2 separate regions of the Mus musculus genome follow, and region 2 is linked to region 1. Evidence: chromatin loops called from intact Hi-C (ENCODE). Cell type or tissue: gastrocnemius. All regions are shown on one strand. Each heading gives the region's core, and the rest is flanking DNA. Links, peaks and the distances in the headings are about the cores only.

Region 1 (7,643 bases), core at 981-5,980:
ACCATTGCCTGATTTGTTTTATTCTTTTTATTTTTATTTATTTTTTGTTTTGTTCTCTTTAAAGGTAGAGTTTCATTATGAAGCCAAGATGGACCTTGAACTTGCCACGTAGGCCAGGCTGGCCTTAAGATCATTGTCTTCCTTTGGGACTGGAGCTATAGCTTCAGTGGTTACGAGCACTTGTTCTTCTGGAGGACCCAGGTTGGATTCTCAACAGGATAGCTAACAACCATCTGTAACTCCAGTTCCAGTGGACCTGACACCCTATTCCGGTCTCTGTAGGTGTGGCATGCATGTGGCATATAGAGATGCATGCAGTTAAAACACCCATATGCATAAAATAAAATTAACAAATTATGGGGTGTGTGTCAAGACAGGGTTTCTCTGCGTAGCCATAGATATCTTAGAGGTTGCTCTGTAGATCATACTGGCCTTGAACTCACAGAGATCTGCCTGTCTCTGCCTCCAGATGTCTGTGAGCCACCATGTGGCTGCTGGGAATTGAACTCAGGACCTCTGGAAGAGCAGTCGGTGCTCTTAACCACTGAGTCATCTCTTCTGCCCCTTTTGTTTTGTTTTATAAAACAAGTTTAAGAGTATTCAGAAGAGTATTTTGAACTGGGTTATAAGGTCCTCCAGGTGCCTCACCTCAGCCATTGAACTTGCTGGTGTCAGTGAGTCAGCGCTACACTCTAGTGCGGGCTACATTTCCTGTGCCCATGGCCTTTCCTGCCCAGTCTGCCCACCCACTCTTGAAGCCTAGCTGTCTGGAAGCTTAGCTCCCTACTCTAGAAGTGCCCCTAATAGGGCCACTCAAGGGCCCTGTCTCAGATCTTTCCAGGGGTTGGAAGCTATAAGCATCCTACAGGCCCCATATGGATTAAAGAGCTGTTCATTTAAAATGATTATAGGTTCATAGAGAGTTGCGAGGATGGTAAGGAGTGGCCCCTCAAAACCTCTGCCAGTGTCTTTCAATGGTGACATCTCAGGTAATCATTTAGTACAGTCTCAAAACCAGGAAACAGATATTGATACAGTATGTGCATCTTATCACGAATACACATGTGTGCAGTCACCACACCTGTCAAGATACCCCCGGCCCACCCATCTTATTCTACTACCCCAAACCCTGGCAACCACTAACGTATTGTATTCTCTATCTCTATGTTGGTTACTTTTATCATGGATATGCCCAGATATATGAAAAAAAATCAGTATGAGGCAGGAAGGCTACATTTTGGGCTTTAGTTCAGAGGGAGGTAGAGCATTGTGGTGGGGAAGGAATGAGAAATTGAGGTGTGTACGCATGTTATATTCTCAGCCAGGAAGGAGAGGGAGGGAGGGAGAGAGAGAGAGAGAGAGAGAGAGAGAGAGAGAGAGAGAGAGATGCTGGTGCTCAGCTCCTGTGTCTGGAACTCCAGCTCATGGGCTCATGGGATGATGCCACCCACATTCAGGGTGGGTCTTCCTTTGGGAATGCAGATCACGGTCTGCTGAACCTGTTACCCAAGCAAGATCTTAGCGGAAGATTGACCACACTGCCAGGACCACTGGTTCTTCTAGTAGGTTGGGCACATCATGATGGTGCCAAGCACGTCAGGGGAAGGCAAAGGCCATGTGCTTGGCAGTGGTTGACGATCATCTTGAGCAAGACATAGATTCCGTTCTACCTATCCAGGTATGCAGAGACCACTCAGAATGTATCAGCAGTTTACCAGTTGCTGAAGTTGGGCTAGCCTAGTGCTCATATCAGCCCCTTTGCTACTAGTGTCTCTAGAGCATTTTCAGTCTTACAGTGAGCAGGATCATTTCAGATGGTTCTATTGGCATTCTTGGGGAAGGGATTGTCTTCCTCCTTGAAGATATAAATAACAGATCCAGGTACTCTAGCTGGAGATCACTCAGTGTCCTCTGAAGGGCAGCCTCCACATTTTCCACATCTTCAGGGTGGTGTTTGGTGTTCCACAGCTTGGGTGTTATAAACACCTCTTCATGGGGGATCTCCCTTCCTGGCCCCACATTCTCCTTCAAGGCCTCTCCAGGCTCATTAGATAGCAGGACAATCATTGTGGTGGTGGCCAACACTAAGGGCATATTTAATGGCTGTGTCTGCATGGCCAGACTCTTTCTTCAAGGTTCCCAGACGAATTGGGGGCACCATTGTCCCAGTGTGCAGGAGGACACACGTGAGCACATGAGTGTGGAGGCCGGGCGGGGGAGGGGGGGTTCCTCAGTCACTGTCCACTTTACATGCCGAGGTAGGTCTTCACTTAAATCTAATTCAAGCTCACTGATTTGGCTTGGCTGGCTGGCCAGCTTGCTCCAGGGATCAGACTTCTGTCTCTGTCTCCCAAGCCGTGGGATGACAGGTGGGCTGTTACTCTGCCTAGCATTTACATGGGTGCTGGGGATTTGAACTCTGGCCCTTATGCTTGTGCATCAAATCTATTAAGCCTTCTCCCTAGGCCCTCCTTCTTGGCTTTCTGTCTAGATAGTCTGTTACTGAGAGAGAAGTTAAAATCTTCAACTATGATGTGTTTGTTTCTCCTTCCTATATGTCAACTGACCTTCCATATGCCCTGTATCTCTGTTTGCACACGTGTAGCATTGCTGTGTCTTCTTGGATTGACCATGTTATTGTTATATACTGTTCTTGGACATTTGCCTCACTCTCATATCCTCCCACATCTGTATCTCTGCTACAAGCATAGCCATTCCTGCGCCCGTTTAAGTTTGTGATGTGTAACACATCCACCCTTTCTCTTATTGCCCACCTATAATGTATTTGAAGTGAATTTTGTGTAGCCAACATATAGTTAGGTGATATGTGGGTTTTTTTTAATAAATGAGTATATTTTGTTCATGTTTTGTTTGTTTGTTTGTTTTTGAGGCAGAGTGTTTTCATATAGCCTAGCTGGCCCTGGAGTTCATTATGTAGTCCAGACTGGACTCAAATTCAATATACTCTGTTTTTTGTTTTTTTGTTTTTTTGTTTTTCGAGACAGAGTTTCTCTGTATAGCCCTGGCTGTCCTGGAACTCACTTTGTAGACCAGGCTGTCCTCGAACTCAGAAATCTGCCTGCCTCTGCCTCCCTAGTGCTGGGATTAAAGGCGTGCGCCACCACGCCCGGCTCAATATACTCTTATTCTGACTCCTGAATGCTAGGGATTATGGCAGGAGGGTGTTTGTTTAGACAATGTCTGCTGGATAGTTTAGGGTGGTTTCCAATTCACAATTGCCTGCCTTCCTGCCTTAGCCTCCTGATTACCAGGATTATAGACATGTACCACCACACCTGGCTTGAAGGGACAGAGCTGTTCCAATCTGCTTGCTGAATGACCCCTTATCTTGTCAAAGGTCCGATACATGGCATGTGCTCTGCATAGCTATGGTGGGCTAAGTCCAGCTGTCTGAGGCCATGGTTAGGAGAATGTGAAGGTCAGGTTATTAGAGCACAGGCTACCAGTTTCGACACTTAAACTTGGTTGACTGAGGTAAAGGCATTGCGCCCCCTCTCAATCCAAGGAACCCTCACTGAAAGAGAAAACAGCCCTTGGTTGAGATTCCACAGAGCAAAATCTCAAGGGGAAGAGTGTGCGGGTGCCTGGTCCTAGGCTCAAAGATGCCTCCTTGTGGCAACTGCAGCCTCTGCAGCTCACTGTTGAGCCGATGTAGACTCACCAGGGAACAGGCTTCAGGGCTCATGTCAGTCTCAGCTTTGTCCTCTTTTTAGCGATGTCTTCCTCAAGGAAGACCTTTGGGGAGGGGGAGATGAGCTGTGTGTCTGTCCACCTGCCGTGAAGATTTGCCAGGTCCCCATCGCTGGTCTCCAGGGCTACTTCCTCTGTACAGGGCAGATTCTGAATGCATCAGCCATGGGATCATCTCCCTTGGGCTGCCTTGGTTTTACTCCACTCTCTTACCTCCTCTCTTCTGGATGGTCTTTACTGGACTGTGGATCCCTCCACGGGGATTAGCTACCTGCTGGATTCATCTGGGTGCTCATCTGACTCTCACGGGCCCCACACCTGCAGTTCTGCACTTCCAGGCAGGCCCTTGAAGAGAAAGAGATCTCTACCACTCCACCACCACCGCTTCCAACCTTCCACAAGGTCCTAGCTCCTCAGCTAGGCTTTCTCAGGACATCTCTTTAAACAATATCTCTCCAGGCAGTTTTAGGCATGCTATCTCCTGAGGTAGATGTCATGAACAGAGATGGATACACACTCTGGATACAGGTAGTAGATCAAGACTGATAGAGGCAACCTGGAAATAGGAGAAAGGAGGTGGGCCTCTCTAGAAAAAGATTTATTCTTTATTCAAGACTGAAGAGCTGCAGTCTCTCTGCGGAAGTGGAGATGAAGTGTGTATTGTGTGAGGGCATTGTAGGTTTTTAGGCTGAAAAAGGGGAACTTTGGGGATGGAAGATTCCATCTGCAGATCAGCTCCTCTGCAGCCTGGAAGTGGTAGGTTGTATCAGGTTTGGGATGCCTATCTCCTGTTGGGAAGCCCCCACAGTTGTTATCAGTCAGGTCATCTCCTGTCCAGGGTTTCTCAGTCTACCTGAGGTTTCTGGGTCAGTGACCCTTCCACAGCTGCTTTAGACTGTAGGTCATTGATGAGGATTTCTTGCCAACCTGATCTGGTGGCAATGACAGAAAGCCCATGTCAGTGTCATTCCTTTTGTGCCCATGTGGTCCATGTGCATGCCTTGTACTATTTTGACTCTGAGAAAAGGAAATTTCCCCACCCCCGCAACATAATGTTTTTATTAATTATTTGGGAATTTCGTACACTGCATCCCAGCATACTCGCTCCCTATTCTTCCAGGCCCACCCTCCCACCCTTCCCCCACTCTCAAAAAAAACAAAAAACAAAAAACAAAAAACCAAAGCAAAACAATCCACCAAGTCCAATGTGTGTTGTCCATGTACGCATTGGAGCATGGCCAAACTCTCAGTGGCCAACCCCTTAAAAAAATGTGTCCTCCCCCACCCCCACCCAGCCAGAAGCCATCAACTGTGAAGAGCTATACTTCAGCATCTACCTATCATATGTTTATCACAGTTTGTAAGGGCTCAATCTTCAATGGCTTCCTGTCTGCACTGTTTCTTTTTGAGTGGGACGGGGATAGGTTGTCAGAGAAGCCTTCAACGTCTCTTATTCTCAGGTGAGTCTGCAGTCATTGATGCCCCTGCAAAAGAAGCAGCCTCGTCTGTAGCAGCAGCAGCCTTGCAGGTCATGGGCATCAACATGGCCTCCGGTGGCAGCACAGCCCATAGACTTCAACACGGCCCTTTGTGGCAGCTTTGCATCATTAACATCAGCATGACTCTGGTGAACAGACCACAGATATCATGGCCTCCTGCAGCAACACTGACCCCAGGCGTCAACACAGCCTGAGGCAGCAGCTCAGATTACAGACATCGCATGGACCTCAGTGGCAACAAGGACCACACAAGTCTGGAGGAGACTTGATCCAGAAAATGACAGTTTTTCATCTCAGATACCTTTTGGGTGCTCAGAGTCCGGGTGACTGTAGTTTGTCAACATGTCTGGGCGCAGGAGCTCCAGGCACCTGTCCATCACCCTGTCCTCAGCACCGGCCACCCTGACTGCACCCTGGACATGACTTGGGTGTCCTGGAGCATACTCTGTAGACCAGGCTGGCCCCAGGCTTACAGGAATCTGCCTGACTGTGCCTGAGGGTTAGGGTTAAAGGTGTGCGCCACCACAACTCTTTGAAAGGAGGTTCTTAACGGAATGAGAAAATGATATCTTTACCTTATCTCTTGCCAGCCAAGGAAAGATACCCAGCTAAGTCCGTGAGAGTTGTTTGTTAGAGGATGGCATTTCATTGTCTCCTGGACTAACTTTATTTATAGTCGGAAAAACAGAGATCCTTGGTCAGTCCTTAACCTGGCATCATTGGCCTTCATTGCTTGGGAGTCTTTGGCTTGGTGGGAAGAGATGATTTTTGCTTTGGGGGGACTCATACGAGCTGAGCTTTACTACGGAGGCCGACACTCCACAAGGCCTAGCATTGGGTCTGGATGGTGTGCTATTTACATTTACACAGCTGTGACCAAAATGCCAGAGAGAAGGACTTAAGAGAGGAGGGATAACCTTGGCTCACTGTTTCAGAGGGTCTTGGGCAGAGCATTATGGGAATGTGTAGCAGATGGGATTCTTCAGCTCTCAGTGTTCCGGAAGCAGAGGGAGAAGATGGAAGGGAGGGCCAGAGCAAGATGCAGACATGGCCCCTGTTAGGGCTCACCTGCTAAAGCTTCCAGAAACTACCAAACAGCACCATCAGCTGGGGACCAAGTGTTCCAATACATGGTTTTGTTGGGGGGGGGGGCATTCCACATTCAAACCATAACAGATGGAGAGGAGAGAGAAGACTGGGCACCTGCGCGTCACAGAGGCTCAAGGGGCACTGGTAAGGCCATGCGAGTGGGAGCAAAGGAGTATGGGACCTCTCAGATGCTCTGTGCTGGGACCTGGTCTCTTCCTAGACTGGGTGCCCAGGCACTGTGAGACAAACAGAGCAAATTCCAAAGACCAGGAATAGAGGCTGACGCTGAGTGAGCAAGCTTCGGAGGCATAAGAAGGTCAAAGACAGCAAGAGGGCCCAAGAGAAAGCATTAAGCAGACAGAAGAAGAGAACTGCAGCCAGCCCTCACAGAGGGAAGGATTACCTTCTTGTCAGAGAATAGGCAGGTATCTTCAAAGGTGGCTAGGGTGATCATGTTGTTGACAGTGTGGACCCACTGCCTGCCACTCTACCAAGGCCAAAGTCCAGGAGGCAGAAGGAAGTTGGCTGGCTCTAGAAGAGTCCTCAGGAAAAGAGGAGGCTTTCTGTCTCAAACCTTCACCTTCAAACAGTTGGAAAGGGTAGAGGACTTTTTCGGGGGCACAAGGGGTTACAGCAAGACAAATGGAGGAAACCCTTAGGCTGGCCATCTCCTCTGCTCTTCTTGGAACTTGAAGAGCTCCTGGAGAAAGAAGTCTGCACTTATTTATTTTTAATTATTTAATTATTTGCTTATTTATTTCTTTACATCCCAAATACTGCCCTCTTTCCGATCCTCCTTTGAAGAGTTCCTCCCCCCTTCCCTTCACCTCTAAGAGGGCAGACCTCCCAACCCTCCCCCCTCCAATCCCCTGGTGCATCAAGTCTCTGCAGTATTAGGTGCATCCTCTCTCACTGAGGCCAGACATGGCAGCCCTCTGCTACATATATGCCAGGGGCCTCAGAACAGCCAGTGTATGTTCTTTGGTTGGTGGATCAGTCTCTGGGAGCTCCTAGGGGTCCAGGTTAGTTGACACTGCTGGTTTTCCTGTGGGGTTGTCATCTCCTTAAGGGCCTTCGGTCCTTCCCCTGCTGGGGTTCAGGAATCGACACTCAAACCAAATACTGATCCTAGTTAATCAAAAATAGTTTATTGAACACACACCATAATATTGGACGTCCAGAACCTCAAAAGGACAGTGGTACTGTACTGGCCAGTTTTGTGTCAACTTGACACAGCTGGAGTTATCACAGAGAAGGGAGCTTCAGTTGAGGAAATGCCTCCATGAGCTCCAGCTGTGGGGCATTTTCTCAATTAGTGATCAAGGGGGAAAGGCCCCTTGTGGG
Region 2 (7,643 bases), core at 1,354-6,353, 130 kb before region 1:
GGCTTGCCAGGCTGGGCTGTGGCTTCAAGGTAAGGGAATATGTAATGTAGTAAGAAATACAGAACTAAAATCCTATTAGGTATATGTTTTATTTTAAACAGTTTCATTGAAATATAAAGTTATTTGTTTAAAGCATTTTATTTGTAGCTGAAGATGTAGTTGAGTTAGTAGAATATATGCTAGTGCGTTTGAAGCCTGTACTAGTGTACACGGTCCCCGGCAGTGCATAAACTGAGTATGGTACATGCCGATAATGCCTAGAGTCCCGTCCTGCGGTGGAGGCAGGAGGATCGGGAGTTGCAGATCATTCTCTGCTTCGTAGTTAGTTAGAGGCAAGTCTGGTATACATAAGCACTTATCTTTTTAAAAGTATATAATTTAGTGATTTGTTGTATATTTGCAGAATTTTGCAACTACTGTAATTCAATTTCAGAATATTTTTATCATTTTAGAAAGAAACTTCACAGCTCTTAGCTATCATATCACTCTTCCATTTCAGCCCTCATCCTTCCCAGAGCTGCTATTTCTATGAATTTGCTTACTCTGAACGTTTCTCATATGTGTGGTGTCATAGTATGATCTGTCATGACCAGCTTCATCTCCGCTAGTGTAATATTTGCAGAATTATTATTGTTGTTGAGTATTGTTGATATACCATATTTTATGTATTTATTAGTTAATAAACATTGGATACTTTCATAGTTTCTGGCTGTTGTGAATAGTGCTGAAGACCTGTGTGCTTGTCTTTGTTTGGACATATTTTTAATTTAATTTTATTTATTTATTGTTGTTTGTTTTTTGATTCAGGGATTTTTTTTTAAAGTCTTAATTAACCTGGAACTCACTCTAGACCAGGTTGACCTCGAACTCAAGATCTGTCTGCCTTTACCTCCAGAGTCATGTAATTAAAGATATGTGTGCCCTGCTTTAATTTTCTTGGTCTCTATCTAGGAATGAAATTGCTGTGCTGCATAGTGACTTTGTTTAATCTTTTGAAGAACTAATAGACTACTTTCCAGTGTGACCACACCATCTTACAGCCCCAGACATTCTTATTCTCTGTCTCTGTCTGTTGTTGAGGAACCACCCCGTCCCCACCCCTTTTTATAAACTGCTTTAGTAACTTCATTTTTCCCATACAAATGCTTAAAACTGTATTATTGACACTGCAGTTAGACACTGGCATAGTAGCAAAGAGTAAGGAAAAGAGAACCCTGGGAATCCCAGTGGCAGTTACTTGGAAAGTGGCAGAAGTCAGACAAGCAGAATTCATCCTATTGTCATTGAGATTTGAGGGCTCCCACAATAAGGATTCAAAGACAGACACTCTTTTAAGTTTTCTCCTAATTTCTCTTATCTGTTTCCTGAATTTTTCATTCATTTCTACTTCTGATTCTCCTTTTCTTTCCTTTGGTGAAGCCTTTGTCTCCCTCAACAGAGGCCAGAGTGGCCTTGAACTTGTAATCTTCGTGTATCAGCTTCTGACTGTTGGAAATAACAGGGGTATGGCCCCAGACCCTAATTAATTGTGATCTTGAGTTTTGTTTTTCTGTTTATCATTTAAGGAATATGCCTGCTGAAGTCTTTTGCTAACTAAAATTATATTTTTCTATTTATTGGGCTCCAAGAATTCTTTACATGTTGTAGATAAAAGTTCTTTACTAGATAATATATATGTATCTAACAACATGTATGTGTGTGTATATATGTATATACATACATATACATAGATATACACACACATACATATAATTAAGAATGTATTTTCTCTGTTTTGTTTTTGTTTTTGTTTTCACTGCCTTGGTGTTTGTATTACAGACACTTCTTTGTTTCTTTCTTTTTCTGAACAAGGCCTACTGTATCTCAGGCTGGTCTTGATCTTGCGATGTCTGGCTTTTTGTATCTAAATTCTCAGTACTTGGATTACAGCTCTGAGTGCTGTGTCCAGTTTGTTTTGTGCTGGGGATCATATGTAGGGCCCTGTGAGTGACAGGCAAGCACTCTACCGATTGAGGCTACATAGCTAGCCTCATTTGGGTTTTTTGAGATTGGGTTTCAATGTGTGGGCCTGGCTGACCTTAGACTTTGGAGTCTGTTTCTGCCTCTGCCTCCTGAGTGAGGCAAGTGCTGTCAAAGCCAGCAGAAGTTCTGGTGAAACCTGTCTTTATGTGTTTATCTCCTGTGCTTTTAGTGTCATTTGCCCCATCTAAGATTGTGAGGATTCACTTCTAAGAGTTTATAATGCCATTCATGGGTTAGTTTTTCTGTATAGTGTGTGATAGAGTTTCATACTCACTCTTACATGGTGTTTCTCACTTGGTCCAGCTGACCCATCTGCTGAGACTGCTTTCCCTAGTCTTTTGAGCCCTTTGTTAGCAAATCAGTTGACTGTAGATGTTTCAGTTGAATTCTCTCTTTTTTTTTAAAGATGTATTTATTGCCGGGCAGTGGTGGTGCACGCCTTTAATCCCAGCACTTGGGAGGCAGAGGCAGGCGGATTTCTGAGTTCGAGGCCAGCCTGGTCTACAGAGTGAGTTCCAGGACAGCCAAGGCTATACAGAGAAACCCTGTCTCAAAAAACCAAAAAAAAAAAAAAAAAAAAACAACAACAAAAAACAAAACAACAACAACAACAAAAAGATGATGTATTTATTGTTATATGTAAGTACACCGTAGTTGTCTTCAGACACACCAGAAGAGGGCGTCAGATCTCATTACAGATGATTGTGAGCCACGATTTGAACTCAAAACTTTTGGAAGTGCAGTCAGTGCTCTTAACCACTGAGCCATCTCTCCAGCCCTCAGTTGAATTTTTGATTCTCAGTCCTGTACATTTGTCTTTAGAGAAGTACCATGTTCCCTTGCTTACCGCAGCCTTGCACTAAGTTTTTAGGGGAAGGTGGCAGAGGTACAGGGCACACTTCTCTAACTTGCTCTACCTTTCCACAATTATTTTGGCTGCTTTGAATTCTTTGACTTTCTATATGAATTTTAGTATCAACTTGGTAATGTCTGTAAAGAAGATAGCTAGGATTTTAATAGGGATTGTATTGAATCTGTTGACCAGTTTGAAGAGTAAATTTTCTTTTAATTTCTTTTAATCTTAATTTTCTTTTCAATTTTTCTTTTTAATTATTTTAAAAATTTGTGTTTTTCTTGGATGTTTGTATGTATACTCACGGTGTGCCTGGTGGTCGTGAGGTCACAAGAGGATATCGATCTGGAAACACAGTTATGAGCCTTCATTTGGGTGTTGGGAATAGAACCTGGGTCCTTTAGAGCAAGTGTTCTTAGCTGCTGAGCCATCTCTATAGACCTGAGTGTTACCAGCTTAACACTGTCAAGTCTTTGGTTCAGGAAGATGGACTTCTTTCCATTTCTTTAGGTGGTGGTTGTCTTTAAACTGCAAAAGATTTTAGTACACAAGCATTATATTTCTTTTGCTAAGTAAATGCCTATTTAGTTCTCTTTAATTCTATAAAAAGTGGAAGTCTTTTTCTCTGTCTTCCTCATGCTGTTTTTGAGTCAGGATTTCACTGTGAAGCCCAGGTCTGTCTTGGTCTTTCAGATGCTGAGATGCTGGCCTGTGCCACCATGCTTAGCATGGGCCTTTCTATATTTTATTTTGTTTATTTAGGTATGTAGTTTTTAAAAATAATTACTTTTATGTGTATGGGTGTTTTACCTGAATTTATATCTGTGTAACATGTGTGTGCCAGGTACCCATGGAGACCAGAAGAGGGCATCAGATTTCCTAGGACTGAAATTAAATACTTACAGACACTTAGCTGATATGTGGGTTCTGGGAACTGAAAGGGTCCTCTGGAAGAGCAGTCAGTGCTCTTACACTGAGCCAGTTTTCCAGCTCCCCTACGTATGCAATTTTTGTATTTTTGTGTTAAGAGCACATGTGTTTTCTGTTTTGTTCTGTTTTTGAGTCCAGGTCTCACTATGTAGCCCTGTCTAGACTTTAACTTGCTATGCAGACCAGTCTCTCCTTAGACTCTCAGAAATCTATCTGCCTCTGTCTCTTAAGTGCCAATTAAAGGTGTGCGCCACCATGCCCAGCAGAGTACTTGGTTTTTAATAATAGAAAAGGCATTCATGTGCAAGCTGGGAAATAGGCACTGGATAAATAAAATAGATTGTTTTTTTGGCAGCATTTGATCACTGGTCATCTCTTCCTTATTCTTGTCCTTGGGTTTGGGTCATAGTTACTATTGTAGCCCTTTTGCTGGTCAAGAAATTTGAAGTCTTTTATTTACTTTCTAGGGCAGCCTGGAACTTTAGTAGCCACTGTGGGCCTCAGCTGTTTTGTACTTTGTGTGCTGATCAAATGAGTTTTCTAGACTAGATGTAACTGTGACTGTCTGAGTAGAACAGTTGCACAGTAGCGATGACCTGCCAGTCAGGTATGTCTCCCTGGAATACTCCGTTGTTAGATCAGGCAGTGCTACCTTTCGGAAATTGTACTGAATGCACTTGGATAGGGAACTATCTGGTACCAAAGTTGAATTTTAGTATGACAGGGAATGCTACCTGTTCATTTAGAGTGTAATTTGTAGGCTTTTTTTTTTTTTTTAACTGAGTTCCTTTCAGTGGATGCTCCCATCATTCTGTAATAAAACAGAAAGACTTGATGTAAAGTCATTTTATCATAGTAAAGTAACATTGAAGTTCTCCTGGACTGTGTTGCCTTTGTTTCAGCAGTGAAATGTTTTTCCTCCACCACAGTTTTGGAAACATGATGAGCAAGGAGAAGAGAGAGGCGGCCAGTAAGGAGGATCTTGCCAGAGCAACTTTGATCACCATCACCAACAACATTGGCTCCATAGCAAGAATGTGTGCCCTTAATGAAGTAAGGGCACATGAGATTGTTCTGTTCACTCTAGGGAAATGCTGACCTTCCTAAATGGGTCCTACCCTGACCTTACAGTGTCTGTCTTCTTAAAACGTGCCCAAATGTAGTTATATGGGGTAGACTTGAAATGTGAACTTTACACTCTTCAGATTCCTCCTCCTCTTCATTGATTGTCCTCCCATTCCCCACCATACTCCTTGTCTCTTCCTGAAGATAAGCACTACTGCAAGAGGTGAATGGTTTCTTTGAGGAGACTCTAGAGGGGGCCAGGAAGAAGGCCAGTCTTGAGCTACTGATGGGATGAATGACGGGTCACAATGGTGACTAGACGCTGTGTTTGCTGGGTGCTGTTGAGGTGTGGACAGGAAGCCACAGGAAGCCACTGGAGCTGGGAGAAGACTGAGCGGTCAGAGGAAGGCCCACCTTGGTTCTTCTCCACCTCAGCAGAGCTGTCTTCGTGCTTTCAGCTTCTTTACAGTGCTGCCTTGTAGCATTCAGGTCAAGCAGCATTGTACAGGGCTATGAAAGAACCAAGAATGGGCTGCCCTTAGGGAAAGAGGATCTAGGATCCAGTTGGTGCAGCTTATGGCTTGTCCCTATTTATACACTTTGGTTTACAATAATTCTTTTAATAATATAGGCATGTGCCTTAAAAAGAGACCTCAAGACCTAAAAGGATTTGTCTAAATTTTAATTTATTTAGAAGTTATTAAACACCAGATTTTAAAAATTCCATCTTCATTTGAATAACATCACTCTTATATGTTTGCTTTCCTGGGCTTAAGTATCAAAAACTTTTAGTTGTTGTGCATACATTTTATGCTTTTAATTGAAATACATGGTTTGTGGCTACATTTTGTTTATGTGAATACATGTGTATACATGTGTAGGTGTGGAGGTTAGAGGTCAACCTAGGGTGTTTCTCAGGTTCTGTCTACCTTGTTTGTTTTATTTTATTTTGGTTTTGGCTTTTTGAAACAGGTTTTCTCTGTGTAGGCCTGGCTATCCTGGAACTTCCTTTGTATACTAGACTGGCCTCCAGCTCAGACTTGTGTGCTTCTGTTTCCCAAGTGCTGGGGTTAAAGGTGTGTATTACCACTGCCCGGCTTTTTATTTTTAAACTGGTTAAGGACCTCAAACTCCTAGAGACCTTGCTGTGTCTGCTTCCCTAGTGCTGGGATTAAAGGTGTATGCCACAATGCCTGGCTCACCTTAGTTTTTGAGACAAGGTCTCTCACCAGTTGAAACTTGTTGATTAGGCTGGGTAACTGTCCAGTGAATCCCTAGGATCTGCCTGCCTCAATTTCTAGCGCTGGGATTATAAATGTGCCAATGCCACTGCTTTCCTATGTGGACTCGGGAATTCCACTCAGCCTCATGTTCACATGGAAGCACTTTGCTGACTAAGCTATCTTCTGAGGTCATCACTGTATATTTGATCAGATTCTTATTTTGTCATAATTATTTAAATAGAGTTGGGCATTTGGTTTCTTGGAAGTAGGGACTGTGGTAAGTATTTAGAAGTATGAGCCTGTTCTTTGGCTGTTTTATTCTTGATATGGGGCTTTCTTGGGAGCAAACCTTGTGATCCTACATCGTGATTGTACTTAATGAATCCTAGTAGGTTACCAAGGGGTTTTGCACAGGTGTGTGCCCATTCAGAGCAGCATCTTTAGCATTGATGGCTGGACAGCTTTACTGATGCTGTGGGTGGAATTTCACTCTGTTAAACAGCTGTAAGATTTTGCTTTCTTGGTTCACAGATGAAGGTGAATTGTTTTTAACTGTCCCATACTTTGCATAATTTGTTATTTTGTGTCATGTCCTGTTTGGGTAATTTTTCTCCTTGCTCTGACCAAATCCCTGACAAAAGTCACTTAGGAGCAGGATTTACTTTGGCTGACAGGTGAGAGTATAGACTGTCATGGTAGGGAAGGCATGGTGGTATAGTCACTTGGGGCAAAGTGTGACGCTGTTTATTTATATCTGAATATGCTAGGGAACAGATGAATGCTGGCTCTCAGCTGGTATGTCTCTTCTCCCCTTTTTTTCAGTGTAGGATGGTATTACCACATTCAAGACAAGTCTTCTTAATTACTCCTCTACACAAGACACAGCCAAAGGTCTGCCACACTAATGCTCTGGGTGCTTCCTACTCCAGTTATGCTGACAATCAGTATTGCCCATCTCAAACTTATGCCTTGTTAACTTGGCACCATATACCTCACTTTAATACTCCACTTCTCACTGTTAGTGTCTCATTTTGTCATCAGAGTACATGCTGTCTGAGTGTCCACAGTCTGTCTGCCACATTACTTGTGCTCCTCAGCAACTAGTTTTGTCTTTCATTGAACCTTCTTCTACCCCAGATCTTCCACCTACTTTGATGTTTTTGGTTTTTGTTGTCATTGTGTTGTTTTTGGACCACTGCATTTAATTGGAGTTGCTTGCATAGGTAGGGCATTGTCTACTTGAGTAAGGCAACTTGGTTCTGAAGCTGGACATAGAGAACCATGCCTTTAATCCTAGCACTCAGGTAGCAGAGATAGGCAGATCTCTGAATTCCAGGTTAGCTTGGTCTACAGTGCGAGCTCTAGGCTAGCTGGGAGTACATAGTAAGAATGTATCTTAAGAAAACAAAGCAAAACAAAGTTTGTTATGAGACTTCCATAATTGAATAATGGTGAGGTTCTATAAAAATCAAAACCCAACCATTGCATACACTAGCAAGCGTTTGCTGAAAGGACCCTGATATAGCTGTCTCTTGTGAGACTAGGCTGGG

The links. Hi-C counts contacts between places; a loop is a spot of excess contacts. Peaks named below come from ENCODE experiments on the same cell type or tissue, not always from the same donor. Only the 100,000 strongest peaks of a DNase experiment are listed, where the experiment ranks them.
Region 2: it touches region 1 in a loop (4-fold over the local background); 22 of 42 quality-filtered maps call a loop at or near these places.

The regions. Positions count from the first base shown.
Region 1 is chr2:131,413,062-131,420,704 of GRCm38, forward strand. It overlaps the pseudogene LOC115489428. Among named protein-coding and RNA genes, the nearest start is that of Rnf24, 64 kb to the left of the region's middle. In gastrocnemius, for the core only: a CTCF peak has its summit at 3,637 (motif pointing left); a DNase peak (open chromatin) is centred at 3,632.
Region 2 is chr2:131,282,740-131,290,382 of GRCm38, forward strand. Pank2 (pantothenate kinase 2) reads left to right here. Exons shown (of 7, transcript NM_153501.2): 4 at 1-29; 5 at 4,735-4,858. Mir103-2 (microRNA 103-2) reads left to right here and starts at 5,313; the gene lies at 5,313-5,398. In gastrocnemius, for the core only: CTCF peaks have their summits at 2,684 (motif pointing right) and 3,726 (motif pointing right); no DNase peak of the experiment used is centred there; H3K27ac peaks cover 1,319 bases.